Regions from separate parts of the Homo sapiens genome. Here region 1 is linked to region 2. Evidence: chromatin loops called from intact Hi-C (ENCODE). Cell type or tissue: PC-9. All regions are shown on one strand.

Region 1 (2,500 bases), 110 kb before region 2:
TAGACCAAAGAGCCCTCGCCAAGGGCTGGGACTCTTCCCAGGAGACGAGTGCTCCTCCGACAGGGCCCTTAACAGGAGTCTGGCACCTGTCTCTATGGCTGTCTCTACTCAGTCCCAGCTAGTAGCAGCACCGTGGGGAAGCCTGGGGTAAGAGGCAGAAGGGGATTCTAGGCCTCTGATCTCTGCAACTCGCCCCCACCTAAACCATGCCAAATATACACACGCTGAAAAAAATCACACAAATCAAACACAGTGTGCCGCTTCAAGGCCCTTTTCCCACCAACTGCCTCCTTGACCCTGCCTGTCTGGGGGTCCTGGAGCCACCTGGGTCTCAGCCATGGTGGTGCTGGGCTTCTGCCGGGCAGTGAACAGCTCATGCTCTCTCCTCATCCATCGAGGGCTCTCTGGGCCCAGGGACTGGGCTGGGCATTGTTGATCTCTGTCTTTCTAACAGCAAACTCAGCCCAGAGCCTCCTCACCACCCCTCTACCCACAGTGCTCAGAGAATGTCAGTGAACATGGGCAGCATTTAATTGCCTGGCAAGTTCAGATTTGCACCTTTGATCTGCAAGCCTGGCAGGGCTGGGTGATGGGAAGAACATGGCATTTGGGTGCAGATGAACCTGGGCTTGAAACCCAGCTTTGTCATTTCTATCTTGTGACCTTCAGTAGCTGCTTCACACGTAACATCCCTCTCCATCCCTCTCCTGAGCCCAGGTGTTCTCATCTGGGAAGTGGGGAAAGTTGTACCTAATTCACAGCAGAACATGTGAGTGTACAACCAGCCCAGCCCGTCATCTGGTGGCCATGAGCTGGGAGCCGTGATGAGTGTTTCAGTCTTGGTTCGGGGCGATGGGCCTAGTAAGCACTTTATATATATCCTAATCCTCCCAACAGTCCTATGAGGAGGGCACTATTATCATCATCAACTCCTTTGTACAGCCCAGGAAACTGAGGCACAGAGAGATTATGAAATTCGGCCAAGTTCACACAGCCCATAAGTGACAGGGCTATGGTTTGACCCAAAGCTTTTGGACTCTGGGGCCCACCCTCATAGCTATGGTACTAAACTGCTGGGTGTTTACCCCAAAACAGGAAACCTACAAAGGGGTGTTCTTTGAGTCTATCAAAAATATTTACTGAGTTCCTCCTAAGGAATTAGGAGAGGTGGTCTCAGCCCCACTGCAGGCTGCTCTCTGTGGGGTCCTGGGGAGCGGCTCCGGCCCTGGGCCTGCTGGCAGAGCTTTGCTGAGACCTGGCAGAGGCAGCCCTGCCCTGTCACGTCTCCCTCCACAGCCCACTTGCCTGCCAGGGTGTTTGAACAATGATTAACCAGCAGCGGGCAGGCCAGTGCAGGCCAGGCTGGGCACGGCGGGTGAGCTCACCCCTTGCACAATGGTGGCCGCACCCGCCGCCCGCACCCACCACCCGACTCAGGGGCTGGCCCAGTGGGGCAGGGCCAGGCGGGCTCCCAGAAGCAAGAGACATGAAGCTGGAGGGAAACAAGGGACAGCCTAGCCAGATGTGCAGATGTGACTACAATCACATTTGATGCCATCCTCCCACTCCAGCCCATGCAGACTCCAGCCCCTGTTGCCAGCCATCCATTGCTGGGATGAGACCAGCCTCAAGGGAGATGTTCCTCAAACAGTGTCACCTAAGCCTGTCCCAAGCTGCTCCTGCCACAGAGCATCAGACTCCAGACTGGACTAGAGGACGCAGGAGGACCCGCCCACCCAGGCCCATGACAGACAGGGAGCCACGCCTCAGGCCCCTCCTCCCCTTTCTCCATGAACCCTCTGAGCCTTGTGGAGCCCGGTCTCTGGCCCTGGCTGCTCGGGGAAGCACAGGCATGTGCCCATACCCACACCAGCCCCTGGGCCCCTCCCTGGGAGCATCCGGGGTCTCAAGCGCCAGAGCCTGCATGGTGGTGGTGGTGGAGAACTCACAGCTCATTCGGAGCCAAATCTGTCTCCAGATTCGCGGACGTTGCCACACCTGTCCACCCCAGCCTCGCCCGAGGCTTCGGCCTTTTATTTGCTTGTTGAGTGGAGCACTAAAGTCCTTTACCCTAAGTAAACCGTGTGTCCATTTCAGATCTGGCTTCACTGCCTCAAAAGCTAGGAGGACTGAAGAAGGTTGGGATGTACATCTGGGGTTCGGGGGACAGCACTATGTGTGGGGGTGGGGAGGGGGAAAGATAATTTTCTGTGAAGGTGGGAGGGGTGGAGGTGCCTTTACCCCACTCCCACTCCCCCTCCTCAGTGTTCCGAAAAGTCTGAACCCTGCTGGTCTGATGAGGGCTCCCAGCTGATCTGAGGGCTCAGTCAGCCTTGCCGGGTGCCCCTCCAAAAGAACCTAGGAGTCTGGGTGCCCAGGTCTGGGCCTGCCGGAGCTCCCTGGCCCCTCCTCACAGCCAAGAGACACTGTGATCCTCAGACTCTCTGAAGGCCCCTCAACAATCAAAAAAGGGTGGGCTCCCGCTTATTGAGAAGTTGTG
Region 2 (2,500 bases):
GGAGTGCCTGCAACATAAAAGTAGAAATGTCTGGTATAAGGACAGACATGTATTAGGTGTTCAGAAAAGAATCCAAGATGCAGATGTAAATTCACAGGGATAATAGTTGAAAGGATTAATGCAAATATACTCTCCTGAGGAATAAGTCTAAAGTATCTCCACTTTTCCTATCTGAAACGAAAATTCAAAAAGGAAAATAACTTGGGCACGGTTAAACAATAGCTATGTGGTGGAAATACAGCAAATCTGACTCTGAAGAAGGCAGCCATTAAGCCAGACTGTCTTTTATATTTAAGGATATACATAGAGGAAGCAGAGACTGATAAAAAAGCAATGAGAGGTGAAAAGGCTATGAGTGAAATACCACTCCGCAGAAAAGAGTTACAAAGAGTTGGACACAGTCAACAGGGTGAACTGCAACAAACTGAGCATAAAAAAAGATACAGAGGAAATTATACTTTGTAACTGTCACTAAGTTATATTAGAGATACTGCAAAGGAATTATAGAGGCAGAATTTAAAAGTTATGGGATAGAGTATAAATTTTGACAAATAGTCCATGAGGGAAGCAGAGCAGAGATAAAGCTTTTTAGGATGAACAGGCAGAATAGCACAGTGGGGTTGAAAGGAAGGATTGGGAGAGGGAAAGACTAAAGATTCAAGACGGAAAAACAATAGCACACAGGATATAAAGCAGAAGAGTTAAGAATAGAACAGTAACTAGGGATCTGATAAAGTACTGAAGAAAGCTAGAAAGAAGAGCTAAAGTATGAGGCCTGAAGGAACATCGATTTTCTCAAGTGAGCCCTTTTTAGTATACACATTAGCTTTATAACTATGTAACTATTTGGATATGGAAAATGAGAATTATTTCATCATCATAGTCTGGGCACAATGAAGTAAAGAAGGCATCAAAGAAAGTTTTAGTGTGAGGGGATCATGTGAACAGCCCAAAAGTCACTGAAACATACAAATACAAATCCTAGTAAGGCCCTTCTTATGAGAGTGGTTTTTTCGTTTGTATTTCTAAAAAGGCTAAAAAGTTGTGGCTCAAAAGATTAAGTAATCCACTTTAAGACATGTTGTGTGGCTGGGCGTGGTGGCTCACATCTGTAATCCCAGCACTTTGGGAGGCCAAGGTGGGTGGATCATGAGGTCAGGAGTTCAAGACCAGCCGGCCAATATGGTGAAGCCCCGTCTCTACTAAAAATACAAAAGAAAAAAAAAAGTTGGGTGTGGTGGCACGTGCCTAAGAAATGAGTAATAGGGCCAGCATCAAGAGCCTAGGAGGATCAATGAGTTACAGGACACAGCAAACACATGCAGGCCAGAGGCACTCTTCTTAATTCCAGGTTCCACAGAGAAACTAGTTAAGCAGGAAAAATTGTTGTACTCCATAACTCCTCTCTCCGTTCTACATATAGCTAAAACCTAAGAAGAACCCAAAATAGTCTCAGTGGCCCTCAAAAACTCCCAGCTCACTTTTCAGCCCAACGTCCATGTGCCTAAAACAACTTCAGCTTCACAGTCCATTTCTCAAAAGTCTGCTTTTGCCAAGGTCTCTAATCCACAATGACTCCATGACAGTAGAGTCCAGGAAGCAAAAATATATGGCTGGGGTATAAAAAATAAAATAATGAGAATGCCACCCACTCTACTATCATTTCTACTTCAGGGACAGCAGGATGAAAATCTCTTTATCCCGTGAACCAGACAAGATGATAAATTCAGATCTTAAAATTCCAGAGAGAAAGAATAAATGTAATTGAAATAGAAATCCTTCAAACAACAAACCAAAGTATTTACAAGTACTTAATATATAAAAGAAACTCTCAATCATGCAAGTCATTATTTTTTCCAATACACTGAACACATTTCCTAAATGATCTGAATAGAAAAGTAAACTGCATTATGATTAAATGGAAATTGGAACTCAAATATCATTAGTAAGTAACCCATATACGGACAACCACTGATATACCAAAAGTGAAAAAAAGCATACTTAAATCTCCAAAAGAGAATGGCAAGTTATGCCTTATCTACTGATATTCAAATATAGCTTTAAAGTTTAAAAACAAATGCTGCATTTTTTTTACTTAGAAAACAACCGTTCTTCCTCCATTATTATTAGTGATCATTTCACAAAAAAGTACTTTGTTGCCCTTTCCCAAAAGTTGTACAGTAGCAATGGGTAGAAATTTTATACTGTAATTTTTTATACTAGGCTTTCAAAGACACATTATCGACACTGTTGCTATTAAGTTATAAATAATAGTTTTAAACGCTATAAATGGGCTAAACAAGATTAAACAGGGTTCAAAGTAAGAAACATTAGCGGCAAACTTCTGCTATTAACTAAAAGATTATTCTTATAAAGCAGGAGTGGCAAATAGATTGTCTTGCATACCAACTCTCAATAACTGTTTTACTTCTTGAAGCAATATATTAAAAATTCTGGGTTAGGATTAGATAGATGCTATAAAAAAATGGCTGTGTTGAGA

Evidence for each region. Peaks named below come from ENCODE experiments on the same cell type or tissue, not always from the same donor. Only the 100,000 strongest peaks of a DNase experiment are listed, where the experiment ranks them.
Region 1: a loop joins it to region 2, with 14 times the contacts of the local background. A loop is called at or near these places in 2 of 110 quality-filtered maps.

The regions. Positions count from the first base shown.
Region 1 is chr2:20,178,503-20,181,002 of GRCh38, forward strand. No RefSeq gene overlaps it. Among named protein-coding and RNA genes, the nearest start is that of SDC1, 45 kb to the right of the region's middle. In PC-9, no CTCF peak of the experiment used is centred here; no DNase peak of the experiment used is centred here.
Region 2 is chr2:20,287,924-20,290,423 of GRCh38, forward strand. All of the region lies in intron 10 of PUM2 (pumilio RNA binding family member 2), which reads right to left. Among named protein-coding and RNA genes, the nearest start is that of PUM2, 62 kb to the right of the region's middle. In PC-9, no CTCF peak of the experiment used is centred here; a DNase peak (open chromatin) is centred at 1,298; H3K27ac peaks cover 2,319 bases.